2 separate regions of the Homo sapiens genome follow, and region 2 is linked to region 1. The links are chromatin loops, found by intact Hi-C in ENCODE. Cell type or tissue: endothelial cell of umbilical vein. All regions are shown on one strand. Links, peaks and the distances in the headings refer to the core of each region. The heading gives the core; the rest is flanking DNA.

The links. Peaks named below come from ENCODE experiments on the same cell type or tissue, not always from the same donor. Only the 100,000 strongest peaks of a DNase experiment are listed, where the experiment ranks them.
Region 2: it touches region 1 in a loop (4-fold over the local background); 2 of 110 quality-filtered maps call a loop at or near these places.

Annotation. Positions count from the first base shown.
Region 1 is chrY:19,736,838-19,753,290 of GRCh38, forward strand. KDM5D (lysine demethylase 5D) reads right to left here and starts at 7,889. Exons shown (of 27, transcript NM_004653.5): 1 at 7,834-7,889; 2 at 7,548-7,716; 3 at 6,325-6,402; 4 at 4,898-5,020; 5 at 4,481-4,651; 6 at 2,691-2,825. The coding sequence starts at 7,697. It overlaps KDM5D-DT (KDM5D divergent transcript), which reads left to right and starts at 7,948. Exons shown (of 3, transcript XR_938630.4): 1 at 7,948-8,876. In endothelial cell of umbilical vein, for the core only: no CTCF peak of the experiment used is centred there; DNase peaks (open chromatin) are centred at 7,894 and 8,104; H3K4me3 peaks cover 2,022 bases; H3K27ac peaks cover 1,229 bases.
Region 2 is chrY:19,591,845-19,608,297 of GRCh38, forward strand. It overlaps the pseudogene TXLNGY. Among named protein-coding and RNA genes, the nearest start is that of KDM5D, 140 kb to the right of the region's middle. In endothelial cell of umbilical vein, for the core only: no CTCF peak of the experiment used is centred there; a DNase peak (open chromatin) is centred at 9,177; H3K27ac peaks cover 395 bases.

The DNA of each region.
Region 1 (16,453 bases), core at 3,900-11,899:
TTCTGTAAACCAACTCAGAGCCATGTACCAAAAACCTACCGGCATCCACTATGCCTCACAGATCCCTGGAATTATTCTAACAAACTAGCCAATTCTGACATTTGATTGCCCTGCCTTGCCTGTCTCACAGAAATACCAATAAAGGCTGTGACCTGTGCCTTTCACCTTACCTTTTACCTCCTGACTGATTACTGTGGCTCTGTGGGGTATGTTGTACATCTCATTTGGAAATAAACAGTCAGCAACACTAAACTTTTAGCATTGACCTCTCCATCTCACCATTACTGAATCATGTCTATAAATTAAGACTCGGGCACAAATCATTAGTACCTATGTACTTGCTGCATTATTCTTCTCAAAAGACAATTAACAGAAGTTAAGCAGGAGGATGTAAACATTTAAAATTTTAGTAACTTCAAATTTTAATTTTAATACAACCCTTCACTACTACAAAGAGTGCACACAATGCCTAGTTCCTCATATCCTTGACACATTTTGGCCATTTCCTAACCAGTTATGTGAAAGGGATATGTGGTTACTTCATATTTTCAATGTATAAGTGAGGTTAAACACTTTTGATTTATTATTCATCAGGGTTGCTGGAAAAGGAAACCTGAAAATAAGCTATGATAAAAAAGAAAAGATTCAATCAGTTTCGTGCTTCTACAACTTTTAAGCACAATATATAATTTTATACACAAAATATTGTATTATGTACATTATAGATTTTACATTAATGTTACATAGGTTGTTTCTAACCATTAAATACTTTTTAAAAGAGCTGGTATTTGCTTGTTTTAGAATAAAGTAATACCATACTACTCTACATTTCGGACAGTCTACTACCCATTCTTGAATTACAAACACACATAAAATAGAAAAGATGTGTTAGTCCTTATTTCTCCTTTCTTGCTTTATGCAGAATTTGTAACTTTTTTTTTCTTTATATTTTGGAAGTACTGTCGATTTTTGTACACTGTACAGTTTTAAATTTTGTTTTGTTTTTGACAGAGTCTTGCTCAGTCACCCAGGCTGGAGTGCAGTGGCATGATCTTGGCTCACTGCAATCTCTGTCTTCCAGGCTCAAGTGATTCTCATGTCTCAGCCTCCTGAGAAGCTAGGATTACAATTGCCTGCGACCACACCCAACTAATTTTCATATTGTTAGTAGAGATGGGGTTTCACCACATGGGTCAGGCTGTTCTCGAACTGCAGACCTCAGGTAATCCACCCAACCCAGCCTCCTAAAATTCTGGGATTACAGGCATGAGCCACTGTGCCTGGCCCAACAATTTTTAAAACCTTTCCTGCAAAATGGACAATGAACTCTCCCTGCCAAAAAAGTGTCTAAGGATCCATTTTATCTGGAAAAATGTTTAGACCTTTTACTGGTATTTACAACTTGAAACAAATTTTACTGGTTTCCTAGTTATTACATGTTCATTTTTCTTATTCAGTTTCTTCCAGACATAATTCTTACTATAAAGAACTAAAGTACTAATACAGAATCCATCTGCATTTCAATAATCTTAACTAGATAAAATTTCTCACTTTGGTCTAATTTCTAATATTACAATATCTCAAAATTTAAATATTGTTAGAATTATCCAGAAAACACCTAAAGATAACACAGCATTGCCTTATTTAAGGTATTTCAGAAATAAAAACATCCAAATCTTATGAAAATGTTGCATATGGAGCAGTGAAAACACACTTATATAAAAGTTATTAAAAATATATTGTTTGTATTTTCATTTTCTGAATATTATGATGTTTTAACATCTTAAATCTTTCTGGTTATGACAGATTGTCCTCCCAGGGTTAGCTACTCCTACAAATACCAAATGGCTCACCCAGGAGTATGACTTTAATGTGTCTTTAATATGTTCACTGACAAATCCAAAGCTAATCCTTATCTATTCAGCCCATACAATTCATGAGGCAAAGTTCCTCTGCTTTAATTCTAGGGTCAGGCAACTAGGGAATACTGCTGTAGCCTAGAGCCTGCCAAAATTATTCAAACTAGCCAATCCCATACTTCTTATCCTGCTCTGTCTTGCCTTTCCCTTGGTAAACCCAATATAGGCTATGGCCTAGGTGCTTTTCTTATTCCTGCTTCTTCTGCATATCCAAGATAGGTTTTCCTCTCTAGCACTGTGTAGCATATAGTGACTACCTCTCTAAGGCCTGTGATAATAATAAACTTTGCTTTCCTGAGTCTCTGTGGTCACACCTACTGACCATCACATGGAAGACCATAGAATAGAACAAACAGTTAACAATAACTGATTTGTACAGTGTGCTTTGCAAAAATCGTTCCAAGATTCACAGAAATTAACAATACCTTATAACCGGGCATGATGGCTAACCTCTGTAACCCCAGCTACTCCAAAGGCTGTAGAGGGAGAATCACTTAAGCCTAGGAGTTCGAGAATAGCCTAGCAACACAGCAAGACCCCATCACTTAAAACAATAGCAATATGTTTTAAAATTTATAAAAGCAAAACTACAAAGACAAAATATTATAAACCAGACCTATGAACAAAATAATTAATAATTCATTTCAATTAATTTTATCCTGAACCAGACATATGTAAAACAATGCATTCAGCAATGAATTTTCCCCAATATCAAGGTCTAGATGAACCTTCTCAGCTATAGGAAGAATAACAGGAGTAACAGTCACTCACATCAGGCTGTAGCCTTTTTGCCCGTCGACTGTAGCTGCTGAACTTTGAAGGCTGCACAGACTGTCTAAGGGGGATGCTGTGGGGCTTGTATTCCTTATCTTTTACCTCATTGTCAAACGGGTGTGTGTTACATTGCTAGAGAGAAAAAAATATATAGAATCAGAAATTGAGTCATATTTGTAATAAGTGATTCCTTCATTTACAACTCTAGCAAATAAAGCTGTAGTTCTTTCTAAATTACACAGGTCCACTCCTCTTGTTCTTTGGATAGAGCACATATCCTGACAATTTTCGTGCCTCTGCTTATGAATGAGCATCACAGAATATGAAAGAACATGGTCTTTGGACTGTATTGATATCAATCTGGGTTTTTACTCTTATTCTCTGTGTGCTTTCAGCAAACATACTGAACTTCTCTCTTTGTGCTTCAATTTCCTGGATGAAAAACAAGTAATAAAAATACTCAATCTGGGTGTGGTGGCTTAAGCCTATAATTCCAGAACTTTGGGAGGTCGAGGCAGGTGGATCATGGGGTCAAGAGATCAAGACCATTCTGGCCAAATGGTGAAACCCTGTCTCGGTAAAATACAAAAGTTAGTAGAGCCTGGGTGACAGAGTGAGACTGTCTCAAAAAACAAAACAAAACAAAAATACTGAATCTTTAGAATTATGTACGCTAAGTGAAACATGTTTATAAACATAAATACACAGTTTTTATAAAATATTTTAAAGTTTTACGGATAATAAAACCTAAAAACTGGCCAGTCGTGGTGGCTCATGCCTGTAATCCCAACACTTTGGAAGGCTGAGTCAGGTAGATCACGAGGTCAAAGGATCGAGACTATCCTGGCCAACATGGTGAAACCCCATCTCTACGAAAAATACAAAAATGAGTGGGCATAGTCACGCGCCTGTAGCCCCAGCTACTCAGGAGGCTGAGGCAGGAGAATCACTTCAATCCAGGAGGTGGAGGCCGCCTGGCCAGAGTGATAAGCTGCCTCAAAAACAAAACAAACAAACAAACAAACAAAAACAATTAACTTATTATGTAAAATTACCCTGCTAAATCAGTTTCCACACCCTGAGTTAAACCCAAGTCACACCAAGCTTTTAACCTAAACTATCTTCAAGTGAACCAGCCTCATGAAAGCTTAGGAACACCATTATCTTTTTCAGCCAGGCATGGTGGCTCCCGTCTGTAATCCCAGCACTTTGGGAGGCCGAGGCAGGCAGATCACAAGGTTAGGAGATCAAGACCATCCTAGCTAACATGGTGAAACCATGTCTCTACTAAAAACACAAAAAAATTAGCCAGGCGTGGTGGCAGGCCCCTGTAGTCCCAGCTACTTGGGAGGCTGAAGCAGAAGAATGGCGTGAACCCGGGAGGAGCTTGTAGTGAGCCAAGATCCTGCCACTGCACTCCAGCCTGGGCAACACAGCAACACTCCATTTCAAAAAAAAAGATTATCTTTTTCATGTAAGATACTTAAAATAGGAAATGGTTTCCTCTAACTTCTAGTTTAAGATCTTCTCCATAAAAAGATCTTAGTAAACATCAACCTCATAAGATAGAAAGGTTACTCTAGTTCTTACTTATGTATAGCAGGAATAAAACTATGCCACATAAAGAGGCTGCAAAGTATTTTCTAGGGCCAATTCCTGGAACATCTTCACTCTAGAGATTTAGAATCTATAGACCCTGACTACTCAAGAGAAAAGTCCAATCCAAAGAAAAAATACAAAAGAAAACAAAATCACATCAGGCCACAAACCAGTTTAAGGGCCCTCACCACATGGTTGGCTCCAGACTGAAACATTTCATAGGGGTAAATAATGCGTTCGTAATGTGATCGTAGCAGGGAGCCAATGTTTTTGCCTGGTGGGTAGTGGAGACGCTGGGCAACTCGAGCCCACCGACGATCCTTGCAGATGGCTTCATAGCCACCTTCCTCAATCACAATCTGAAAGTATAAGAAACAATATGGATGAACTGTGAACAGACTGGAAAGGGCTACCAACACAACAATGAGACTTGAATATGGGGGGCTGTGCCCTTCCCCCAACACCAATCATTGCAAGACTCAAAGATTACGTCAAGAAACGCTGCCAGGCTCTGTGTTCTTTCCTTTCCTGCCTATTGTTTCTACCACAGAAGATCCTTGAGGCAAGGCTTTTTGTTTTTCCTTTAGAAAGTAGACTACTCTTACCTTACTAAGGCTGTAGAGGTCCAAGATCTTCCGCTCCACATTGGGAATCTTTAAAGAGGAGCCTTGAATTTCCCAGAATTTTGCAATCTGATCCAAATAGTTCAATTTCACTCTAGTTTGGGCCTGGGAAAGAGAGGGCCTTATAAGATTGGCATACTCCTTAACCTGACTTCATCGAGTATGCAGTAAATGAACAAGTATTATTCTATGCTATCTACACTTCTCCACCAACGTGCCGGAGCCCCAGCTTCACTGTCTTATCTCACCAGCGGGGTCCACAAAAAGCTCAAATAAGCTGAGTCTTTAATCTATAAAGAGCTAAGAATGTGCCGTCTTAGGATCAACATCATGTCTAAATTTAAGGAATTATTCTTGGACTTAAAGGTGGCTTGACCAAAAATATGTAGGCTCCAACAGTATTTAGACTCAATATCATCAAGACACTCATTTAGAATGTACTGATATATAATTCAAAGAATTAAAATATTTTTCTAGTTCATGTAAAAGAGCTGGACACAAAACCAGTTTCTGAATCACTGCTTTCTTACTCTAACTCATACACAGCTTCTAGCTACTGATCATAGTCAAAATCCTAAGAGTAAAAGAAAATGACAAATCATTCATATACTTTCTATATTGAATACTAAACTGTGAAGACTGAGTTGACTGCTTTAAAGAGCAAGTTTGCCTCTGACATTTTATTAAAGCAGAACATATGTAATACCATCACTCTGTTGCTGGATATTTAAAAGATCCTATTTCTTGTCTGAACTCTGCTTCTGTTAAAGAACTAAAAAAAATTTAGTCACACTGGGTGCAGGGGCTTACGCCGGTAACCCCAGCACTTTAGGAGGCCAAGGCAGGCTGATCACCTAACGTTTGGAGTTGGAGACCAGCATGACCAAATCGGTGAAACTCCATCTCTACTAAAAATACAAAAATTAGCTGAGCCTGCTGGTGTGCACCTGTAATCCCAGCTACTTGAGAGGCTGAGGCAAGAGAATCCCTTGAACCTGGAAGGTGGAGGTTGCAGTGAGGCGAGATCCCGCCACTGCACTCCAGCCTGGTAGACAGGGTGAGACTCTGTTTCAAAAAAAAAAATTCATTCATTAAATATGTGAGTACGAGAAGACAAAATGGGAAAGGTACTGTCATTTTGATAGTTCTAACCTGAAACTATTGAACAGCGAAACAATGCATCATTCTTCCTCAGATATTTAAAGCCTTTGTGTTCTACCATTTTTGTGGACATAAATTATGTATTTTATAGAAGACTTTCTCCAAAATCAGTATTCTGGAAAATGGTGGAGTTCGGGTTCAAATTCAATACATTAGATTTCAAAACTTAAGTTCTACATTATTATGAAACTACAACGGCAAGATTAAAGATCAGATTCCTTTAAAAAAAGTGTGCCTCCCAATCTTACCTCCAGTTCATTTAGCCTTTGGACGCGAGGAGTAAATCTGAAATTGTCAACTTCTACTGCAAAAGGAGGCTGCCAATCCTAGAAGAAAGTGTAAGGACCTGGTAACTATGGCACAGTAAAGGATGAAGATAGTGAAAACCACAATCATTTGTTCCCACTCTTTTAAAGTCTTCTGGTAACCATTTTTGTACACAAGGGCCTCAAATGATTCCTTCTTCATAATCAAGATTAACTGCAAAAAAAAAAAAAAAAGGAAAAACCCTGCAAATCCAAAACTCTCCTTGATATGTGTCCTTCGTAACAGACGAAAAAAAAAAAAAAAACCTCTATAATCCCAAGGCTAGAAAGCGACTCGACTTCCAAGGAATGACGCACATCTGAACAAACACTATGCTATTTGGGTTATGAGTCCTTACTAAAATGAAGATAAATGTAATGCAGATAAAAAATTGTTTCACTTTTTAAAACCTAAGCCATTATCTCTTCCCACTCCCAGCAGTACGAAAAAGTTTAATTGCAAATGCTGAGAAGTGCGAACATCCACATAAAAATAACGTTGCAGCCTGGTTCAATATATGAGAAAAAAGCTGTATGCTCTGCGAAAACTTTTTGACTTCTCTGAATATTGTGTTAGTTGTTCACGACGACAGCCCAGGCTTATTTCAGTTTACATTCTTAATTCAGTCAAACTTCTACGAGGTTCATTTAGTAGTTTTCAGTATAGCAACCCAAAATGGTCTACGTTTAATAATAAATTTAATTGATGGCAAAGGATGCCACATCACTCCCATTATTTGCTATATTTGCTACATACATCTAAGGTCATATCAAAGAAAGAAAACACCAGTCCAAGTGGTTAACACACAAGCTTATATAACTTGCTTCTGTCATAGATCAAGTACTTCTGAGTAAGCTATTTTTTTGCGGTTAAATGTAATAAAAGCTTGTGTATGCCTAAACTATATTTAATAACAGCAGAACGTAGAAATATTTGAATCTTATATTTTTGTCCCTACAGCAGTCAGATGTTTAGAACCCCGTGGAATGTGGCGATCTGATACTAATATTCTGATGCCAGCTTGTTCGGGTCAGAAAAGTTAAATGAGAAATTTGGTGCTAAGGGTTTCTGGTCATGAGTGTAAATAACGCCTCGCCAAGTGGTAAACTGCCCCAACGTTCAAACCAAAGGCTACCCATTCCCAAATTTTGTTTCAAAGACTTACCGCGGGTGGGCGGATTTTGCAGATGCCAGACTTCTCTGCTATGGGCCTTATTTTCGCAATGTAGCCAAGCGGGTCTTGGAATTCAGCCCAGCTAGGCTCAAAAACCGGGCACTCCGGTGGCGGCAGGAACTCGTCACACCCCGGTTCCATGTCGGGCCTTAATGCTAAGCTGTAAAATAAGAATCACATTGTCTTTAATGACGCGCTGGTTCCTCCTACTAAAAGGCCTATGAAAATTTCATTTTCTTGAGAATTTCAAGGTTACTTTAATCCCGTAGCTGCTTACCAATCGTCAGGGATCCTAGTTTTACAGCCACCATCTTGACCTCCGGGCCCTGCAGTGTGGTACGAGCCGTCTCACTCCGCGGATCGATTTTTCCGGCGCTATTTCCAAACCTGTGAGACCTTCCGCACCTGAGATAAACGCTGAGGACGCAAGAGCGATTTTACCAGAGGAAAACAGTCACAGAGCCGTCGCTGGACTCATATTAAACAGTACTGCGACAGAACGAAAAAGCAAGATAAAAATAGTATGGCCGGATCTTTTTTAAAATGGGACCACTGCGCAAGTTACGCCTGCGTATTGCAGGGAAGGACCGTAAAAGGCTGTGGTGCTGATCAACGAAGGATTTCTCGGAGAAAATTCCTCCTTTGCGGAAATGTCCGTAGAAACGCACCTTTTTTTTTTCCTGCCAGGACAAACCGCCGGCGATATCCGTTCATGTGAAAGTGTTTACTAACATTCTCTGAAGACTCACTGGGTTCTCAGCTCGAGAACGTTCCTGTCACAAGACGTTTAGGAGGCAGGATGCCGGTACAATGTATTTATGTTCTTGTAAACTGTTGCATTAACAGTGCACTTCAAGTGGGCACATTTGTCGTTGGATTTTTTACCAACTCGAGCTTGGACTTTAGGACGGGGAAAAGAAGTGCTAAATGTTTTTGAATAAAACCTTTACTGCACATGATAAACATCCCTTAAAAATTACCTAGGAGCACCCTAAATTTTAAAATGATCACAAAGACCTGGACAGATTACAGTAAACCTTCAACATCGCTAAACACACGTACCATAAATCAAAAGAAACACACTGCTAATGATCCGTTTTTTGATGTGGAAATATCATGCTGTTTTTAAGGGAAATTATACTTTATTGCGATGTTTTATTTCAAAACAAGATGTTACACTTTATTTCCTATAATTTTATTTACAATATTTTACACCCGTTAAGCAAAAATCCCCCTACATTGCTATTCTGTTTTTTTTTAATCAGTTCACTACTGTAGTATCTTTTTGTTCTCCATATATTTTTGAAAAATACGCAAAAGGTAAGTTTTAAAAATCAAATGGTAGATTTTATTTGGAAGGGCACTGCCAGAAGTGCCTTAAAGTTTGATAGTTTGACAATTGTTTCGTATTGTACGATTCTTGGCATTTCCGTTTTTTTTTTTAACAATTTATCCATTTCATCTAGATTATCGGCTTCATGAGTTTATTATACTACATTACATATATATTCCTGTTTCAAAAGTTGTTACTTAATTTTCTGCTTTCTTTTTCCTAGTTTTATCTACATACTTTTTCTGTTTCATAAAGTTAGAGTTATAGAGTTCTATTTCATAAAATTAGTTATAGAGCCTGTATTATTTCAAATGATGAGATCTTTTTTCTCTGTTCAAGATAATTCATTATAATACAGCTTTATATTTTATGAATTCATTAGTAAATAGATATTTCAATTTCTACTTTTAGCTATTATAATGTTGCTATTAGCATTTGTGTACCGGTTTTTGTGTGCATGCTTAGTGTCATTTCTCGTGTGTATACACCTACAAGTAGAATTAGTGGGTTATATGGGAACTTTAGGTTTAAACTTTTCTTTTCCAAAGCATCTTCATCATTTAATTTCCATCTAAAGTGGAATACCGTTCTAGTTTCTTCATGTCCTCACCAATACTATAATTACATGACTTACTGATTTGACCATTACAATGTGTATGAGATCTCATAGAGTTTTGAGTTGGACTTCTTGAATTACTAATGATACAGTAGTGTTGAGCATCTTTTCGTAAGGTTGTTGGCTTGTTCATATGCTTTATATACCTTCTCTGGAGAAATGTCTATTCAAAATTTTTGGCTCTTTTCACATTGGTTTGTCTTTTTTTGTTTAGTTGTAATCTTATCTGATTCTTTTATCAAATATTTGATTTTTATAAAAAATAATTCTGTAAGCTGGCTTTTCTCTTTCCTAATAGTAAACTTTGAACAGAAAGATTTTTAATTTGATCTTTATCCAGTTTGCTTTTTTCTATTGTCACTTGTACTTTCAGTGTTGCCTCTGAGGGGATTTTGTCTAACCCAAAATCACAAGGATGTACTCTTCTCCTCTATTCTAGGACCTTTATAGTATTAGCTTCTACATTAAAGTCTTTGATACATTTTGAGTTAACTTGTGTAAACACTGTGAAGTAATGATCCAACTCAATATTTTTGCGTGTTGCCATCTAGTTGTCCCAGAATTTGTTGGAAACATTATTATTGCTTCATTAATTGTTCTTGGCACTCTTGATAACATTCCGTTGGCCATAAATGTATGGGTTTATTCTTGGACTCTCAATTTCGTTCCATATTTATATGTATGTATATATTCTAATGCCATATTGTTTTTATTGCTGTAGTTTGTGGAAGGTTTGAATTGGGAAAAGTGAGTAATCCCAACTTTCTTCTTGTTTTTTTCGAGACTGTTTGGCTATTATTTGTTTCTTGTATTTTTATTACCTTGCCTGTTTCTACAGAGAAACAAGCTGGGGTTTCAACAGACAAGCAAGCTGGGACTGAGACAGAAATGTTGAATCTACAGACAAATTTAGGAAATATTTCCATCTAAGTTTCCTATACATGGACAAAGCATGTATTTCAATTTATTTAGGTCTTCTTTGGTTTCCTGCAACAAAGTTTTATAGTTTTTGGTATTTTTTGTATATTAGTATTTAGTATGTATTATATATATTTGAAATTAATTTACTTCAGATTATCTTATTCTATTTCTGCTACTATGAATCAAATTTTTAAAAGATTTCCCCTATTAAGGGTTTGTTAGTGATACACAGAAATATGATTAATTTTTGTATGTTGATCTTGTGTTCTGGCACCTTGCTAACTTCATTTATTGTAATACATATATTTTTTAACTTTTAAGTTCAGAGGTTCATGTGCACTATATGATGGTTTGTTTTATAAGTAAGCCTGTGTGATAGGGTTCGTTGTACAGATTATTTCATCACCCAGGTATTAAGCCTAATATCCATTAGTTATATTTCTTGCTTCTCTCCCTCCTCCTGTGCTCCACTCACCCACTTATAAATGAGAACATGCAGTATTTGGTTTTCGGTTCTGGCGTTTGTTTGCTAAGGATAATGGTCTCCAGCTGTGTTACTGCAAAGACATGATCTTGTCTTTTTTTATGGCTGCATAGAAATCTATGGTGTATATTTACCACATTTTCTTTATCCAGTCTATCACTGACGAGCATTTGGGCTGATTCCATTGTCTTTGCTTTCGTGAATAGCTGCAGTGAATGTACATATGCTGTTGTGAATACCTGCAGTGAACATACATGTGCATGTATCTTTATAACAGAATGATTTATAATCCTTTGGGATATACCCAGTAATGGGATTGGTGGGGTTGAATGATAATTCTATCTTTAGGTCTTTGAGGAATTGCCACACTGTCTTCCATAATGCTGAACTAATTTACATTCCCACCAGCAGTGTAAAAGCATTTCTATTTCTCCAGAACCTCACCTGAATCTGTTATTTTTTGACTTTATAATAATAGGTATTCTGACAGGTTTGGGATACTATCTCATTGTGGTTTTGATGCGCATTTCTATAAGGATCAGTGATGTTGAGCTTTTTAAGATGTTTGTTGTCTACATGTGTATGTCTTGAGAATTGTCTGTTCATGTCCTTTGCCCACTTTTTAATGAGGTTCTTTGTTTTTTCCTTGTAAATTTGTATAAGTTCTTTGTGTATGCTAGATATTAGACCTTTGTCAGATGCATAGTTTACAATTTTTTCCCATTCTGTACTTTGTCTATTTAATTTGTTGATGGTTTATTTGCTAGTGCAGAAGCTCTTTAGTTTAATTAGATGTCATTTGTTAATTTTTTCTTTTGTCACAATTGCTTTTGACATCTTCTTCAAGAAGTCTTTACTCCTGCCTATGTTCTGAATGGTTTTGCCTAGATTTGCTTCTAGGGTTTTTATAGTTTTGGGTTTTACATTTAAGTCTTTAATCCATCTTGAGTTAATTTTTGTATATGGAGTAATAAAAAGGTCCAGTTTCAATTTTCTCTATATGGCTAGCCAGTTTCTCACAGCACCATTTATTAAATAGAGAGTCTTTTCACCATTGCTTTTGTAAATTTTCTTGAAAATCAGATACTTGTAAGCATGTAGTCATATTTCTGGGTTTTCCATTCTATTCCTTTGGTCTATGTGTCTGTTCTTTTATCAGTACCATGCTGTTTGGGTTACGGTACTTCTGTAGTGTAGTTTGAAGTTGGGAAGCATGATGAATTTAGTTTTGATTATGTTGCTTAAAATTGCCTTGGCTGTACAGTCTCTTTTTTGGTTTCACATGAATTTTAAAATAGATTTTTCTAGTTCTGTGAAGAATGTTAATGGTAATTTAATGGGTATAGCATTGGATCTATAAATTGCTTTGGGCAGAGTGGCCATTTAGTGATATTGATTCCGCCTATCTGTGAGCATGGAATACTTTCCATTTGTTTATGTCATCTCTTAGTTATTTGAGTAGTGATTTGTATTAATAGTTCTTCCTGTACAGGTCTTTCACTTCCCTGGTTAGCTGTACTTTAGGTGTTTTATTCTTTTTGTGGCTATGGTGAATGAGAGTTTGTTCATGACTTGGCTCTTGGCTTTACTATTGATGGTGTATAAGAACGCTAATGATTTTTGCACATTGATTTTGTATTGTGAGATTTTGCTCAAGTTGTTTATCAGCTTAAAAAGCTTTGGGGCTGAGATGATGGATTTGTGTGCATATAGAATCATATTGGTTGCAAACAGGGATAATTTGATTTCCTCTCTTCCTATTTCAATATCTTTTATTCCTTTCTCTGGCCTGATTGCCCAGAACTTTCAATACTATATTGGATACAAGTAGTGTCAGAGGACATCTTTGTCTTGTGCCAGTTTTCAAGGAAAATGATTCCAGCTTTTGCCTTTTCAGTATGATGTTTGCAGTGGGTTTTTCATACATGACTTTCATTACATTATTTTGAGGTATGTTCCAGATATGGCCCCGATAAGTGGAGTAGCACTAGGATCCTTATTCTTGCACTGAATTGAATAAAATGACACGGACACACGTGAGTGGTTTTAAGGAGTGGAAACTTTAATAAGAAAGAAGCAAGGAAGAAGCAAACAGGTACCCTTACAGATATGGAGTTGGGGAAGAGGGATTCTAACAAAGAGAAAATCCTGTGTGCAGAGAAAAGTTGCTGCTTATATGGGAAAGCTGGTGGAGGTGGTGTCTGATTTGCTTAGGGTTCAGGAGATTGGTTTGACCAGGCTTGCCATTTACATAGCCCAGAAAAAGTCTGGCCCTTCCACCCTAGCCTTTTAATATGCAAATGTAGGGCACCATGATGTTCTACACACATAGGGTATGTGGGGGTGGTCATTTTGCCAGGCACATGTAGGGGCAAGGAAGAAAAGGGCAGGAATTGTTATGTTTGGGTGGACCCAGTTTCTGATGGGCAGCATTTTCATATCATAGCTTGCTGCCCGGCTCTCTGAGCAGGGGCTATTCAGGTAGACAAGAAACATTTCTGGAGCTGCTTTCAAAGAAAAAAACTTCTGAAGGACCCCTTTCCCTCCCATCTGCTTATAGTAATTTTTTAATAAATCCTACAACATTCCTTCCGTAACTGGTTTATTGAGAGTTTTTAACATGAAGTGATATTGAATTTTATCAAAAGTCTTTTCTGCATCTATTGAGATAATCATGTAGTTTTAATCTTTAGTTCTGTTTATGCAATGAAACACATTTATTGATTGCCATATGTTTAACCAACCTTGCATTCTGGGCCTGAACCCTACTTGATTGTGGTGGATATGTTTTTTGCCATGCTGCTGGATTTGGTTTCTCAGTATCTTGTTTGGGATTTTTGTATCGGTGTTCATCAAAGATACAGGCCTGAGGTGGTGGTGGTGGTGGTGGTTGTGTCTCTGCCTGATTTTGGTATCAGGGTGATGCTAACTTTGTAGAATGAGTTAGGGAAGGGATCCTTTTTTCCAGTTTTTAAAAATAGCTTCAGTAGAAATGGCACCAGCTCTTCTTGGTACCTCTGATAGAATTCAGCTATTAATCCACCTGGTCCTGAGATTTTTTTCTCTCTATTTTTCTTCTCTCTATTTTTTTCTCTCTATTCTCAAATAGAGAATCTCTCTATTTGATTCTTCTCTCTTTTCTTCTTTATTAGTCTTGCTAGCGATCTATCAATTTTGTTGATCCTTTCAAAAAACCAGCTCCTGGATTCATTAATTTTTTGAAGGGTTTTCTGTGTCTCTATTTCCTTCAGTTCTGCTCTGATTTTAATTATTTCTTGCCTTCTGCTAGCTTTTGAATGTGTTTGCTCTTGCTTTTCTAGTTCTTTTAATTGTGATGTTAGGGTGTGAATTTTGGATCTTTCCTGCTTTCTCTTGTGGGCATTTAGTGCTATAAATTTCCCTCTACACAGTGCTTTGAATGTGTCCCAGAGATTCTGGTATGTTGTGTCTTTGTTCTCATTGGTTTCAAAGAACATCTTTATTTCTGCCTTCATTTCGTTATGTACCCAGTAGTCATTCAGGAGCAGGTTGTTCAGTTTCCATGTAGTTGAGCGGTTTTGAGTGAGTTTCTTAATCCTGAGTTCTAGTTTGATGCACTGTGGTCTGAGAGACAGTTGTTATAATTTCTGTTTTTTTACATTTTCTGAGGAGAGCTTTACTTCCAACTATGTGGTCAGTTTTGGAATAGGTGTGGTATGATGCTGAAAAAAATGTATATTCTGTTGATTTGGGGTGGAGAGTTCTGTAGATGTCTATTAGGTCCACTTGGTGCAGAGCTGAGTTCAATTCCTGGGTATCCTTGTTAACTTTCTGTCTCGTTGATCTGTCTAATGTTGACAGTGGGGTGTTAAATTCTCCCATTATTATTGTGTGGGAGTCTAAGTCTCTTTGTAGATCACTCAGGACTTCCTTTATGAATCTGAGTGCTCCTGTATTGGGTGCATATATATTTAGGATAGTTAGCTCTTCTCGTTGAATTGATCCCTTTACCATTCTGTAATGGCCTTCTTTGTCTCTTTTGATCATTGTTGGTTTAAAGTCTGTATTATGAGAGACTAGGATTGCAACCCCTGCCTTTTTTTGTTTTCCATTTGCTTGGTAGATCTTCCTCCATCCTTTTATTTTGAGCCTACGTATGTCTCTGCACGTGAGATGGGTTTCCTGAATACAGTACACTGATGGGTCTTGACTCTTTATCCAATTTGCCAGTCTGTGTCTTTTAACTGGAGCATTTAGTCCATTTACGTTATGTGTAAATTTGATCGTGTCATTATGATGTTAGCTGGTTATTTTGCTCGTTAGTTGATGCAGTTTCTTCCTAGCCTCGATGGTCTTTACAATTTGTCATGATTTTGCAGTGGCTGGTACCACCTGTTCCTTTCCATGTTTAGCGCTTCCTTCAGGAGCTCTTTTAGGGCAGGCCTGGTGGTGACAAAATCTCTCAGCATTTGCTTGTCTGTAAAGTATTTTATTTCTCCTTCACTTATAAAGCTTAGTTTGGCTGGATATGAAATTCTGGGTTGAAAATTTTTTTCTTTAAGAATGTTGAATATTGGCCCCCACTCTCTTCTGGCTTGTAGAGTTTCTGCCGAGAGATCCGCTGTTACTCTGATGGGCTTCCCTTTGTGGTTAACCCGACCTTTCTCTCTGGCTGCCCTTCATTTGAACTTTGGGTAGTCTGACAATTATGTGTCTTGGAGTTGCCCTTCTTGAGGTGTATCTTTGTGGTGTTCTCTGTATTTCCTGAATCTGAATGTTGGCGTGCCTTGCTAGATAGGGGAAGTTCTCCTGGATAATATCCTGCAGAGTGTTTTCCAACTTGGTTCCATTCTCCCTGTCACTTTCAGGTACACCAATCAGACGTAGATTTGGTCTTTTCACATAGTCCCATATTTCTTGGAGGCTTTGTTCATTTCTTTTTATTCTTTTTTCTCTAAACTTCCCTTCTCACTTCATTTCATTCATTTCATCTTCCATCACTGATACCCTTTCTTCCAGTTGTTCGCATCGGCTCCTGAGGCTTCTGCATTCTTCACGTAGTTCTCGAGCCTTGGCTTTCAGCTCCATCAGCTCTTAAGCACTTCTCTGTATTGATTATTCTAGTTATACATTCGTCTAAATTTTTTTCAAAGTTTTTAACTTCTTTGCCTTTGGTTTGAATTTGCTCCTGTAGCTCAGAGTAGTTTGATCGTCTGAAGCCTTCTTCTCTCAACTTGTCAAAGTCATTCTGCATCCAGCTTTGTTCCGTTGCTGGTGAGGAACTGCATTCCTTTGTAGGAGGAGAGGCGCTCTGCTTTTTAGAGTTTCCAGTTTTTCTGCTCTGTTTTTTCCCCATCTTTGTGGTTTTATCTACTTTTGGTCTTTGATGACGGTGATGTACAGATGGGTTTTTGGTATGGATGTCCTTTCTGTTTGTTAGTTTTCCTTCTAACAGAGAGGACCCTCGGCTGCAGGTCTGTTGGAGTTTACTAGAGGTCCACTCCAGAGCCAGTTTGCCTGGGTACCAGCAGCGGTGGCTGCAGAACAGCAGATTATCGTGAACT
Region 2 (16,453 bases), core at 5,195-13,194, 140 kb before region 1:
CAAAGAGAAAGTTCACTTGCAGAGTGAATACAGCAAGACCATCTTGGCAAGAAGCAAGCTAGAATCTCTTTGCAGGGAACTTCAGCAAAATTAATGTCAAAATAAGACATTAAAGGTTAGTTGGTTTATTTTACTGTATTTCAGGAACTACTTAGGCTGCTTTTATAATCGCCTTGTAACTACTTGAAATAAATTCTTGCTCTATGTCTTTTAATGGGAATTAGTTGCTATAATGGCTTCTTGTTAACTGGCTCAGGTACACTTGTGCTGGTAGATCAGATTCCTAAGCAGACAACTTTGTAGACATCTTAACACAGAGATCCCTTGCTTTTTGTTTTGCTTGAGCTGATGCTGCCTGTGAGGTAACTCTCTAAAGACTCACTCTATGTAAATTTTGGTTTCAGATTCAAGGATAAGCTCTACCTTAGTCTACTGTATACTTGATCACAGGGAATCTAGATGACATTGGTTTTTATGTTCACAGCTCTCCTGCTTAAAAAGCTCACAGTTGCCAGATATTTTTGTTGGCTTTTGGTGTAGTTGGTTATCATGTCCTTTTTTGGTAATGAGTGAAAATCTTAGCTGAAATGAAGAAACTGGTAGCCATAGTCAGTGTGAGTTTGAGAAAGAAAAACACACTGTAGAGCTCTACTATAAAAGTTAATAGGATAGATTGTTAAACTACATTCTGCCATCTTTGGCTATTTGGTTGCTAAATACTTTAGAATATTACTTACAGCTAGGCTGATTATAACAGAAGAAGGATTAAGTATGACAGCTTGTCTCAATAATGGAAGTAAAAAGCAGAGATCCTGGAAAGAATCTGCCATCCATCAGAGGAATTTGTCTGACTTTGTGGTATTGCTAGGGGGTGTATGGTTGGAGTATTATTTTGATGGTGCTGGATCACCCTCATCACAGTAAACTCAAGAACATAGGACAGCTTGTGAAATAGGTTCTTACTTGTAAGGTTTGTATTTATTTTTCTTGCTTTTGAAATCTTGGATTTAAATATAATAAAAGTAGATAGCACTGTCAATATTTAGACTGTACTGATAACTGTTTAGGTAAAGGTCTGTTGACACTTGTATCCTAGTAAGACTTTGAAAGTAAACTTTGTAAAATAATGATTTAGTTTGTCCCTTCCCTCTTATAAAATTGAAAGTGTAACTCAGAAAGTAGGCTGTAAGATCTTCAGGCTGATGTAGGATGGTATACTGCCTAACCAGTGAGGATGACTTTTGGGAAAATAATGTGGAAGAAACTAACTGTGGAGCAGCATCTTACTTATATTTAATTATAGTATAGTGAATATCTGGATCAGCAGATGATACTTATTTTATAGTAGGGCATTTGCTTTTCTCTAATTATCTACTTAGAAAAAGCTGCTTGCTTTTAAATGAGAGATTTCTGGTCATAAATAAGGGGGAGGAATTATAGTTTAAAAGCAACACCTCATGGGAGCAATAAATGAACTCACATAGCAGTAGCTTCTTTTTCGCGAGCTTTATCTGTAGGTCTGTACTTTTAACATACATTATTTTGGATAATAAGGAGGAACATATGCAGCAGAAAAAAGAGGAGGAAGAAGTTCTTAAAGAAGTAACTGCACATTTCCAAATTACTTTAACTGAAACTCAAGCCCAGCTGGAACAGCATGAAATACACAATGCCAAACTGCAGCAGGAGAACATGGAAATGGGAGAAAAGCTAAAGAAGCTCACTGACCAGTATGCACTGAGGGAAGAGGTAAACGGCGTTTGGTTTGTTTATAGACAGCTGCTCACCAGTAGCAAAAGCTACACCCTACCGTAAAGTAAAAACTCTTTCACAGGACAGTATTTTAGAACTTTTGTGTATGCACAGTGGAAATTACATGTTTATTAGGAAAAGAGTAGAAACCTGTAAACAGAATGACTAAATTGGAGCATCACTTGGCCCAAGTGTCAGTGGAGTAGGATAAGTAAAGGGATTTCTAGGAGATGTGTACCACTTGTCTCCCATATGATGCTACAAGATTGTCAATATAGCATACAGATATTTTTCTCTTATGCAGTCTAATAATACAGATTTGTTCCCTAAATACTCTGTATCTCAGATTTCTGTGACAATCTGAACAATATAAATAGGAGAATTGTGCTATTTGTGAGAATAAGGAACCTACTAATTACCCATCACCAAGTCACATTGTTTGTGTAATCAATGAAGTAAAAAGTTTGTGGAGGACTCAATAGTTGTCGAACCTAGTCATTGGAGTTATTTTATAAATTGATGTGGAAGTTGTATGATGGCTAAATAAAAAACAAATAGGTGATAACCTGCTTATTTGTTTTTATTTTTTCTTTACTTTTAGAGGTCTATACATAGGGTAAGATTTCAATTTTCAAAGGATGCATCCCCTTCCTTTATTATGCTTTAAGCTAGTAAAATATATATTTAAATCCTTACTTAGTAGATTAAAATTGGAAATAGAAAGTGACAATTTAAAAATTAATAAAACAGTAAATATTACTTTATGCATATCAAAATGTTATTTTGAGTTACACCTTTTCATGCTACTTTTGAAAACATTTTTCTTTAAGATTTTGAGTATCTTTTAAACCATTTTCCTCTATGTTTCAAGAACATTTCAAACTTATTATGGAAGCTGCAAACTTATAGTAGAATATATCACTTGGCTTTAGCAATTATTTACTTTTGTTTCTAGCAACTCTTGTTTCCATCTATTTTTAAGCAAATCCAAGATATTATATCATTTTATTTATTACTATTCAAATATGCATCATGAAATAAGATTCTTTTTAAGCCATAATCACTGTACTATTTTTACTCCAAAAGGTTAAACAATTGCTATGTAATCACATACCTTCTCACTGTACTATTTAAATATCTGTTACTTCCCTTTTCCTTCAGGTTGTTTACATCAACATCAAAATAAGGTTTATACATTTTATTGTTTTAATATGTCTCAAGTCTTTTTAGTATATAAGCTTCCCCCCCCTCTTTTTTTTCCTTGGAATGTATTTATTAAAGAAATTTTTTAGGCCTATATAGTGAACTTTTAAAATTAAATTTGTTTTATATTATAAAGCATATTATGAATATCATCAGTTTTTTTAAAAGAATCCTTTAAATTCCATTGTTTTAAATAATGGTATTAAAAATGATTAATTTTATTTTATTTTTTATTATTTTACTCTTTAGGATTTATATTATTTTAACTGTATTAAACTCTCCAAATTTGCTATAGAAGTAGCAGATTGGGAGAGGACATGTGTTCAAGTTGTACTACTTGTATGTCTTGTTTAGATATTACAGTCTTTTTCTTTTATCAGAAAATAATTGAATAATGATAAAATCAGTTGCAGATTAAGACAGATTATCTGTTGCAGTCTTCTCAAAACTTAATTTAAGTACATTATTTTCAGCTAGCATTTCTTCCTTCACATAGAACCTCCATGTGTGGAGGGATTTCCTAATGAGTCTATTGTATGTACAATAGCACTTAATGACATAGCTTTTAAATAATAACAGGATTTTACCAAATGTTTAATATGTGCCAGGCATCAAGCACCTTACACAGTTTAATTATTGCATAGATTTGGACAGCAACTCTGCAAGTTAGGTATGGTCATGAACCTTTGCAGATAAGGAAACTGTGTTTCACAAGGAGAAGAAATTGTCCTGGATCATACAATAAGCTAGGATTTGCTCCAGACCATTTTTTTCATTTTATCAGGCTACCTACAATTAAGGAATTTCAGAAGATTTTGTGAACAAAAAATGTCCAGGAATTATGTGTGTAATAAATGAATTTGATATTTTGATCTCCTTATCCATCTTTTTCTTGATAAAATATCAGCTTTTTTTTTTCCAATGTAGGGCAGAAGCAAGAAGTACAGATATTTTGATGGGGACAGCCCACGTCTGATAGGGTGGGACATGGGGCAGCAGTTAGAGGGTTGTGCTCTTTCTAGTGTGGGATAGTTTGCAAGATGATATGTTGTAGCCACTTCTGCAGTGACGGGGACAGAAGGAGTCAGTGTTCTTAACTACAGTGGTAGCAGCAGAAAAGAAGGGTAAGCAGGGTTCTAGAAATTTGTGTTATGTTTTCTCCCCACTGTATTTATTTCTTTGGTTAGTGGTGCAAGAAATTCTGTTTTCCTGTAGCAAATTAATAAAGCGTTCAAACATAAGGAATTACGACAACAGCTTGTAGATGCCAGACTTCAACAAACAGCACAGCTGATAAAAGAAGCTGATGAAAGACATCAGAGAGAGAGAGAGTTTGTAAGTTCTACTTCTTGGAAAAAAAAAAAAGATCGCCAAAATTGTAACCAAAGCCATTTAAAACAAACTCCTCACTTAACATAGTGCCAGGGCATGCAATTTTGTTTCTTACTCTCTGGATGTGGGATATGCGAGTGTGTGTGTGTGTGTGTGTGTGTGTGTATTAAGCTTTCTGTTTCTGATGAAATTTTCATATGAAATTTACTGGAGATAAGATTAAATTAGTGGAAAAACAAGATAATTTTGCTTTCTATGTAGTGGTCACCAAGTTAAAGAATTGTGCCAGTTATTAGGCAAGATAGGCTTTGAGATTTAGGGACAGTTAAATTTTACACCAACTTAGTGAACATGAGACTTCTACCTAGTGTTACATTTCATTTTTAAATAAGCAATTTAAAAATTGGTAAATGATTTGTTTACTTTGATTATATTCTGGTATAATTTTCTGACAAAATTATCTGTGTCTTGGTCAGCATTGTTGCTAGAATATGTATTCAGATTTTGTCTGTCCATAATTGAGAACACAGAAAAAATCTAATTTGACTATACCCATTTACCCCCATGGAAATGAAACTATATTCTATGAATGAAAAATGATTTTAATAATGTGGTGTATTACATTTTCTTCATTCAAGTAATGTAGGCCCTGAGTAGAGCATGTTATGAATATTTAGTTCCTTAGTGTTTTCTCATTCAAGCCTCTCATATTGAATGAGTCTAGGGTTTGGAGAGATGTTTCACACAGCATGTCTCTTCAGTGCAAGCTGACAGATATCAGTGCACAATTAAAGAAACTTAATTGCACCTTTCAACTTGGAGTATAAATTTTGTATGTATCTATGTATATCTATGTGTGTATTTTGTGGTTTAAGGCTTATTTACATAATATGTGACATTTTACCTCAGAAATTCAGTGACTGAATTTCACAGCTGCTTCCCATGCATCTTTATTATCTATGTTTCTGAAAAACTCAAATACTAACTAATCTCTTTTCTTCCCTTAGCTGTTCCTTTCCTGTGGTTTTAAAAAAGTGACCAGAAACTAGGTCTCTATTTTCATTGCTTTGCTGCATATTCTTTTAACCTGCTTTTATCTTTTACAGAGTTGAGGGGCTTTCTAAATAACCTAGACAATGTCAAGATTCTTAGCTGCGTTTTCTGTCTAAAAGTGTAGATGTCTAGTTATTCCTCATGTAAAACACAACATTTCAACCCTGAGTACTATAAACTTTATTATGCTTCTAGGTTACTTTTTCTCTTTAAGCAATTATTCCTACATTCCTAAGTGTTCACCAGTGGAACAGATAAGAGATAGAAGTAGTTAGAAATTGAGATAATTGGGTTGACCTGTCATTGTTGCCAGGATAATTACTGGAAGATTAAGCCTATCTGTTAGACATTTTGACCATGTTTATAATTGTTGTTAGTATTCTGTCAGAATGTATCTGTTTTCTAGTTATTAAAAGAAGCAACAGAATCGAGGCACAAATATGAAGAAATGAAACAAGAAGAAGCACAACTGAAAGAGCAGGTAACTTAACAACAGAGAATAGCAGAATTTGTGTCTTCTTGTTCCCAGCCACAGACTAGAACAGAGGATTTGATTCTTGTCCTCTTGGAAACTTTCTCTTCTTTTAGGGTGACCAATTAATTCTGATTTGCCTTGATTTTTTTTTGGCATTTTTATGGCACCATAAAAACCATAAATGATTTGTATTCATTTTGGCAACCCTAGTTCCAGGTTGATTGTGATGGCTGGTTGTGATGGCTATTTTGAAAGTTGGCTTTCCTCTGTCCCAGATATTTTCTCTAAAACCTTTATAATTTTGTCTTATGGCTAGCTACATAGAATTTTAAAATATTACAAATGGCCAGACAGTCCTACTTCACCATAAGATTTTGTGTGTGTGTGTATGCTTTCTAAAAAAATATTGGGCTCTCTCCATTTTTCAGTCTGGACCCCTATAGTGTCCCATTCTAGTCTTTGTGTGCTTTTATTGTTTGAGATAAAGGAAACAGATGCTGTATGTTCACTTTCTAAGGAAAGATATCAGAAATGTTGTGCAGAAAAAACATAGATATGTGTGATTTTCCAGAAAATTGCAATGGAACATCTGCACTTTGTGTACTTGATGTGAAAGCTCCTGATTTAGGATACTGCAATAATAAGACTAGCTATTGCTTTAAAGGAGTATGTAGAGATAGGGATAGACAGTGTGCACAGTTATTTGGAAAATTTTCTAGGTCTGCTAATCTTCTGTGTACAGAAGAAGTGAATTTTCTAAATGACAAATTTGGAAAATGTGGTTCCTGTTGTCATTTTTATGATATCATTTATGGAAAGATTGTCTGTCACTGGACACATTCAGAACCAGTATCAATGACAGACTTTGATATACAATATACTTACTTTGGAGGTCACGTATGTTTGTCGGCACATGCAAGAAATGGTTCAAAACATGAGGGACATATACAGAACCTGTGACTACTTGTGGTCAGCACAAGGTATGTAGATTCCAAGGATGCAGATATCTTAGTGTAATAAATATAACAAGATTTAACAAATTGCAGAGAGATTGTGGTTTGCAATGAACATTTCCATTGTCAGTGTGATCCTGGTTATGAAGAAAGGTAACTAAATGTAATGTTCTGCGTGGCTTGCTGCTGTTATTCTCCCACCTAAAATAAAAAGTCTATGATGATGGCATTAATAGAAAATTGCTTTTTCGACCTCTTTTAGGTTATCTTTTTCTTAACTGTACTCCCACTAATTTTATCCCCCATCAAACTATTTGGCTTCTGGTTTATTTTTCTGCATACATAAAGCAAAGAGTTAGCCTTAATATTAAACTAAGAACTAGATACCCTCAACTAAGCTAAATACTCTAAAGGGATGCTCTTTTTACAAGAAAAGGTTTTCAAATGCAAAGAAGACTTAGTAATACCCAAAGCATTATGGTTATATGAAATTCACAGCTATACCACTGTACTTCAGTTTTTATTACAACTGATGGAGTAGAGCTAATAAGTGATTTTACTTTTTGTTTGTTTATTTTGTTTTGTTTTTTTCAGACAGAGTCTCACTGTGTCACCTAGGCTGGAGTGCAGTGGTGCAATCTCAGGTCACTGCAACCTCCGCCTTCTGGGTTTAGGCAATTCCCCTCCCTTAGTCTCCCAAATAGCTGGGAGTACAGGCACTTGTCACCATGCCCGACTAATTTTTGTGTTTTTAGTAGAGATGTGGTTTCACCATAGTGGCCAGGCTGGTCTTGAACTCCTGACCTTGTGATCCACCCGACTTGGCCTCCCAAAGTGCTGGGATTACAGGCATGAGCTTCCATGCCCAGCCTTACCTTTTAACATTTACAGTTAAAGATGATGAAGACAGTGAAGTTTCAGTGCATTTCAGTGGGTTATAAACATTTCAGGTATATATTCTGCAGTTCAGGGATTGGGTGTGTGTTTCTGTTGTTTTTCAGTCATGTATCAAACCTAATGTTTAATTATATTAAGTTTTTTGAAAGTTATTATGTTATTTTAAAATCTTTTGGGGTTTTAAATTGCTTTTCTGAAACTCTGAATATTTGATCATTTTTTTCTATAGCTTTTCCTTTATATGGATAAGTTTGAAGAATTCCAGACTACCATGGCAAAAACCAATGAACTTTTTACAGCCTTCAAGCAGGAAACGGAAAAGGTATTTACATATTTTTAATAGAATATTATGTAAAAAGTAATTGATACAAGAGGTTATTTTAAGCATAACTGTGGCCAGGCGTGGTGGCTCACACCTGTAATCCAAGCATTTTGGGAGGCCAAGATAGGAAGATTGCTTGACAAGAGGAGTTCAAGACCAGCCTGGGTACCATATTGCTACAAAAGTGGGAAAAAAAAAAAAGTGGCCATACGGGGTGGTGTGCAGTTGTAGTTCCAGCCACTCTGGAGGCCAAGGTAGAAGGATTGTTTAAGGCCAGGAGGTCGAGGCTACAGTGATCCATGATCATGTCACTGTACTTCAGCCAAGGTGACAGAGGGAGACCCTGTCTCTGAAAGAAAAAAACAAACAAACAAAAAAACATAATTGCACTTATATGAGTTTATATTAATCTGATAGTATCTTTTTTTTTCTTTCACCAGCTTATTCAGGTATTTTGCCCTAAAATTGCCCCAGAATACTAATTATCATGGTATTCTGAGACTTCTATTACAATTAAAGAGAATTCTTCCATTAAGGACAGTTTATTTGTAGATGATTTTTGTTTAGTCACCTCTCTTAATTACCCAGTTCTTTCACATAGCCTTATGTAAACTAAAAATTTTATATAAAATTATTTTAAAAATCCAAGCCAAGGAAAGTAATAATATATCTTGGTAGGAATAGCTTTATTTCTGAGGACCTAGCTAAACCTGAAATATATTTACTCTTTGAAATTTAAACTACATATATGTATAGTTTTTATATATATATATATTCACACAATATACAAGATGTATTCTTAATACAAAATTTAATTATATATATAAACTATATATATATTATATATAAACTATATATGTATTCACACAATATACAAGATGTATTCTTAATTAATACAAAATTTAAACCGTTTTTTAAAATTAGATGTAGAAAAATGTTATGGGTTATTCCAATTCAGCATACAGGCTAAAATAGCAATTTTAAAGAGCAGAATTATCTGTCTCCCCAAATAAACACATAGCACTGCGGTTTGGAGCATAAACTCTGAAACTGAGATCTCTAACTTGCACTTCGTGACTTCCTTAGGGTGAGTCATTTACCTTGGCATTTCCCTATTTAAGTTAAGATTTCTTTAAAATGTGCTGATTGGAGATAGTACAGTAGCTGTGTCTGGGAAATTCATAAGCATTCAATATATGTTAGTCTTGATTATTATTAGATCTTTTTTTGCTATAGATGACCATAGAACAAGTTATTTAACTTTTCCATGTCTTTCTTTTCTCATGGTTAAAAATAAAAACAGCAAAAACATCTAATATACTTAAGTCAATTCTTGGTTGTGTTAAATACTCAAATTACTACCTTCATTACTTTTTAGACTTAGTAATTGGGAGAATTCATTGAGTAACAAATAAGTTCTTCCTGCCTATCCTTTCAGTTATGACTGCAGTGGAAGCAGAACTGTTAGGCACAGTGAAAGTGTTAGATGGACTGTAGCATATGCTACATAGTGGGTGTAAAGGTGACTGTAGTTCAGCACCTAACAGATCTTCCAGACCTCTTCTCCTGCCTTTTGTACGAGTTTGACTTGTGATACAGTTTTGTTTGTTAACCAAAGCACAGGATATTTGCTTTATCTTACCCTTATTTTCCGTAACATTGCCTGGCTCGTTACCTGTATTTGGAACAAAGCTGATTGAAGGATATACCTAAAGTTTATCCTGAGTGTCTGGGAATTCGGTTCTTGTAGTATAGGTTCTTCCTCCCCTTATTTTTGGACCATTTTGGTCTTTATCAAAATGTGAAATAAAGCAATCTTGTGAATTGAAAGGATAAGTGAAACTAAGGATTCAGAAATGTTAATACCTCTTTCCTGATTAGTTCCCTAAATTACGCTACCTCTAGCTCTTACACTGATTTCCTTTCAGATTCTTGAGCTACTTTGGGACTGACAGTATATAAAATAATCTGATGGATTAGTGTAATTTATCATTTCTCCAGAAAACTCGGGGACATTTTTTCATATACTTCAGGAGCAGGAGGTCTCAGCTCTACTGTCCACACCTGAGCTGAGCTACACATCAGTCTTAATTGAGAGAATTCAGCTACCATGTGCTGATTCCCTTGAAATTAAGGACAACAACTTTGTTTTCTTTTAATGTGAAACTTCTGCTTTGGTTACTGCTGCTTTTACCATAGGAGCTTCTGAGATAAACTTTACTAACAAAAGAAAGATACCACTTACTCTTATAAAGAAAACACAAGTGTCAGCTGGTTGAGAAGAATGCAGTGATGGAGGAAGGGAAGAACATTGTAAAGTGATTTCTGTGGTGGATCAGGAAGTGAAACTTAGAATTTAAGTTTATGATTATGTTGATTCACAGCTGACAAAGAAAATTAAAAAACTGGAAAAAGAAATGGTAATATGGTATACCAAATGGGAAAATAATAATACAACACTTCTGCAAATGGCTGAAGAGGTAAGAAGGTTTTACGTGACTAAATAATGAGTACTTACTTATTTCAGTACGAAGACTAAGTCATTATTTAGTCTTAACTAAATAACCTCTGGAAGTGTGTCTTTACCTTCAGAATGTGTGCCTAATAACTACAAGTTTTATTTATACACTTTCCTGCAGCGAATTAGATTTTCTTGCATGTGATCAACTTCTTTCCCTCAACATAGTTATCTCAGAGTTTTGTTGAAGAAAACTTTATCATATTGAGATTTTGCTTTCCTATAAAGCAAAGTTGAGGTTGCACAAACTCAGTATTATTAAACCGACTTCCCTGTTCCCCCCATAGTTTTTTGCTTTGTTAGATTCTGGTGTTGCCCAGGAATTTGCATTTCTAGGTATTCAGGCGATGCTGATATGCTAGTTCAGATACTGTGACTTTGAGAGTCACTTGCTCTGTGTTAGAAAAGATAGCTTTATTCAGATTTTCCCCTGAGAGCATGAATTAGTATCTCAATTGCTTTTCTACCTTGATTTATTCATTTCCAAAAGGCAACTAAGTAGAGTTTACCAAGTTTGCTGTAAATATAGCTGAGTTGCATACCATTTGCAGTCACTTAAGTTTTTATTTTGTAAACTTGATTGGACTAATTATAACATTTCATAAGAAAATGTTGGAACATTCTCTTCTCAAAAATGGTAGAAAGGAAGAAAAACCCATGTAAAAATAACTTTAATGAACTCTTACTGCTGGCATTTTTAAAACATTTTCTCGTTATTTTTATTATATCAATGATAATATTTATAGCAATAAGTATCATTTAATGGTAGATATTATAATGTATAATGAATTGATTCAGTTAGATTTTACAATGAGCAGTCTACTCAGTCATCCTATGATACTTCAGTAATGAGATAATATGGCTAAAACAAATTATTTATATTTGGGTAGAAAAACTGCAAGTAGATGAAAATAGCATCTTCCCTTAATAGTTGGATATGATTTTATGTTCTTTATATATATTTTTAGCTCTTCACTAAAGAGCTTATTAGATGATAGAAAAACATAATATGGCTTATTTTAATTAAGATAATTAAAATTGACAGTTATCAGTTTGAAATTATTTTTTCAGAAAGCAGATAGATGTGCATTCCTTTGGTGAGTTATTTTATATAAAAAAGAAATTAACAATTATAACATTATCTTTGCTTCTATAGGAAAAGTTTTGCTGGTATTTTTGATTAATAGCCTTGATTTTCTTCGTACTTCATAAGTCATACTTAAAGTCAAAAGGTCCCTTTTGGTTACTTTAAGGAAAATGACAGAGATAATTTGTATCGCATTGCATAACAATAATTTTAAATATTTAACATAGCACTATATAGTGAGGTTTAAGACATGAAAACAAAGCAACTTTTTTTTATTATGGCTCAATTTACTCAATTTTGGATATAGTAACCTAATGATATTTAATAAGGTTACATAAACCTTATCTTTTTTTCTTACAGAAAACTATTCGTGATAAAAATTATAAGGTCTTTCAAATAAAATTGGAGCGGTTAGAGAAGCTGTACAAGGCTCTTCAAATAGAAAGGAATGAACTCAGTGAGAAACTGGGAATTCTGAAAGGGCAGGTCTCTGTGAAAGTAGCAGATGTAGATTTAGCAGTGCCTGTGACGCATTCCTGTGCTGACCTGGATTCTTCCAATATGCTGAACACTTCCTCTAAAAGAGCCCCAGGAGTCCATCTGGAGGCTGACCCCAAAGGAATGAATGAAGTAAAATGCTACTCAAAAGCCCTCTCCACAGGATCTCCTCTAGGCATTGATTAAGATTAAGTGTGATCATTGTACTGATGGATATATTTTGTGTACATGTTTCTCTTTTAGTTGTAACTATTGATTTTGTAATGAAAATTTCCTCTCCTTTTTCTACCATATCTCTGTTTTTTTAGAACTACTCAACTGTGTGGTAACAGAAAGCTTCTTACCAATTTCCCCAACTATGTTGCACATCAGCCTCATTTTCCCCCTTTATTGGAATGCATGTTTTCATTGCCTTCTCCTTTCAAAGTGTACGTTTGTGTGTTCATCACCTTAAATTATCTTAATTTGAGACTTTTTTATAATGGTTTCGTAATGTGAAATCAAATACTAATTTAAACTCTGGAGCCCATAATATCTACATAAAAGAAAATATAAACTGACTAATATTGTCAAGTCATTTAAATGATAAGTAAAACTTCAATGGATTAAGAAACAAGCATGGCATATTTGATTCAGATCAGTTTTTTGACAATATTTGTATGACTTTCCAAATTGATGTGACTGTAAACTTTGAATTCCTCAAAATTGACAGAATATATATATATATATATATATATATATATATATATATGTATGTACACACACACAGAGAGATCATTTAAATGTAAATGATGTTAAGAAAAACCAAAACAGTAGCATATGCAGGCAAGTCATTGGACCAATAGGCTTAATATTTATGAAACTGACAATTGTTCTGCTTTAGTTTCAGGTTACAATTATGTTTAAAGAAAAAAAAATCAGTATCTAGATCTCTGCACTTGGCATGGAAAATTTTGAACTATTTATTCCTTAATTTTCTTTTATTTCAGTTTCTCATAGAGCTAAATGGTTTTACATATATTCTCTTGTCAGATTTGTGGTCTAATAGAGGTAGAAAATGGAAATTTTCCCAGTACTTAGAAATATGGTACTTAGGAAGAAGTCTAGGATGTGAATTACATATACACTTCCCCTAGTGACTATGATAATCAAGGGGGCAGATAGCAGAGGAAAATAAGTTAACATGAAATTTGACAAATTTTATTACTTTGCCAAAATTAGCAAAACAAAAATACTCACCTTCCCCTGCTCACCCCCCAACTTTTTATAAATATTCAATTCAGCTACAAAACAAAATACTGGACCCACTTCTTTCAGAAGAGATGAAGATACCTTATATGCCCTAAAGTTAATACCAGCAGTCATATTTTATCAGATGTAAATCTGGATGTAAGCTCTTAATGTTATACTAAGGCAGTTTCTTAGGCTGTGACACTTCTTTGTGGTACTTGTTTTGTGTGAAAGGTAAATTTTGGGGAGAAAACAATGTGAAAAACAGAACTTGTTCTGTTGTTTTTGGCATACTGTTTATGTTAGATACACTGTGTTACAATACAATATTACGAAGATCTGCATTGTATTTTGGAATTTGGTTTCCTTTCAGAATTATTGCTCTGGCTAGCATTGGAAACAACAACAACAACAAAACCCAAAGGAACCCTTTGCAGAAGATTCCCTTGTAAATGGCCCTGTGGCATGCCCAGTATCTGCAATGTTCTAGAATAGAAGTTGGCAAACCTCTCTGTTTGCCAAGCCTGCAGAGTTGAACATGTCCATAAATGTATACAATCTGACCCTGTTTTTTGGCCCTGTTTCTGGACACTGTAGCTGACCAAGAAAATGTTTAAATGTTGCGATCAATTAAATTTTTTTGTTGTATCATTCTGGAGTTGTAATATGTATAGTGGCAGGGGATTCCAAGCTATAGAAAAAACATGAGTCTAGAATGACAGAGTGTGTCATCTTCAAATGTGTATTAATATATTTCTTGATGATGAGACCAATATTTCTAAGTTAATGGAACTATTTTATTACACCTGATAATCACAGTTCAATTCTTGTCTGTTGCAGAATTATCTACCTCTTTCAAACTGTAAATGAAAATAACTGTGAAAAAAAGGATGCAGTACTGATAAAAACACTGCTTTGTTTTTATCTCACCTCTTTTTTAAGGATATGATTTTATAAGAGGCAGTTCTCTTTTGCTTTTCAAGACTTCTGTAGAGTTTGTGTTTTTTGTTTTTGTTTTTGTTTTTGTTTTTGTTTTTTTACCTAATGTGAATCTTATTTTATCTACTCAACTTCGTTCAGGTTAACTAAAGATATAGATATAATGGTTAATATAGTAGCCTCTGTGTATTCTTTATAATGAATGTCACCTCAACTGTGTAACAGTGAAGTTCAAAAATAACTGTTGGAAAAAGTTACTATTTTTAAGGTCTTAAAAAACATAGTTAATTGCACAATTTAAAGATGCGTTACCATCTGGTTAGTTGGCAAAAATAACTTCATTCAGTCAGATCTCTGTTAGCATGGCCACTCCCAAACCCCCATTCAAAATAGGTGACCTACCCCTTTTAAAGTGGGTTACTTTAAGATTTCTGTAGTTTAACTTCTGGCAAGGCTTTTAAGAATCACAGTATTCAAGAAATTTTCTACTATCAGTTAACCTTAGCCTATCCAAATTTACTGGGAACTGAATAGATATAAATAGCAGGTGATACTTGTATAAAGAATTTCAGTGTCTTATTATTTAGTCATGGGTGAGCAAAAGTTAATATAACATTATGTAAACAATTAGATAGCTTTTACTTTCTAGACCAGGGGTTCCCAACCCCCAACTGGTAGTGATCATGGCCTGTTAGGAACCAGGATGCACAGCAGGAGGTGAGCAGCAAGTGGGCAAGTCAAGCTTCATCTTTATTACAGCCACTCCCCGTTGTGACATTACTGCCTGAACTCCACCTCCTGTAAGATCAACAGCAACATTAGATTCTCATTGGAGCACTAACCCTGTTGTGCCCTATGCATGTGAGTGATCTATCTTGCATGCTCCTTATAAGAATCTAATGCCTGATGATCTGTCCCCCAAGATGGGACTGTCTAGTTGCAGGAAAACAAGCTCACAGCTCCCACTGATTCTATATTATGGTGAGTTGTATAATTGTTTTATTATGTATTACAATGTAGTAATAATAGAAATAAAGTGCAAAATAAATATTATGCATTGAACCATTCCCAAACCATCCTCCTCCCTCCAGCCCCTCAACTGCCCTGTCTGTGGAAAAAATTGTCTTCTATGAAACCTGTACCTGCATCCAGAAAAGTTGGGGACTGCTGTTCTAGACAACACTGAAGGAAAAGTTGAGGCACTTTTAAAAGAGATCAAGAAGTAATGTAATGGAAAATAGAAATAGGGAGAGCCAAGAATCAGTTTCTATTGAAACAGCCATTAAATAGGCAACAACATCAACTCTTTTGGAACTCTGGAATCTAATATAAACAGAGACCCCAGGGTACTACTTAGTTTAGAATGAAGAGACTGCTAAAGTTCTCTAAGGATTGTGGCATTTGACTACCTGCCTATTATCCTATATTGTCCACCTTGGCAATAGTTGTGGAGACAGCAGCCCCACATTACTGGTATAGCTTACTGGCTTTAACAATGTGAATGAAATAAGAACATAACTTGAAGTTAATTTTTTAAAAAAAGATATCAAAATTTGTGGGTGTAGTAAAAGGAAACTCAGAGCAATGAATATTTGTAAATACATTATAAGATAAGAAAGATCTTCAATTAATAACATGTTCATACCTTAAGGAAAAAGGAAAAAGCAAACTACTAGCTACCAGAGGAAGGAAATCAATATTAGGGTATAGATATGTGAAGCAGATAATATAAAAATAATAGAATCTATGAAACCAATGGTTCCTTCTTGGAAAAAGATCAAAGTTGTCAAACCTTTAACTGAACTTCCCGAAAATGAAAGAAGATGTAAATAAGTAAAATTAGAAATGAAAGTCGGGACATTACTACTCCACAGTAAAAATGGCTATAAGAAAATACTATGGAGCCAGGTGTGGTGGCTCACACCTGTAATGCTAGCACTTTGGTATGCTGAGGCAAGTGGATCGCTTGAGTTCAGGAGTTCAAGACCAGCCTGGGTAACATAGCAAATGCCTGTCTCTACAAAAAAATACAAAATTAGCCAGTGGTAGTGGATGCCTGTAGTCCTAGCTACCTGGGTGGCTGAGGCAGAAGGATCCCCTGAGCCCAGGAGTTGGAGTCTACAGTGAGTTGTGATCCTGACGGTGCACTCCAGCCTGGGCAACAGAGGGAGACACTGTCTCAAAACAGAAAATA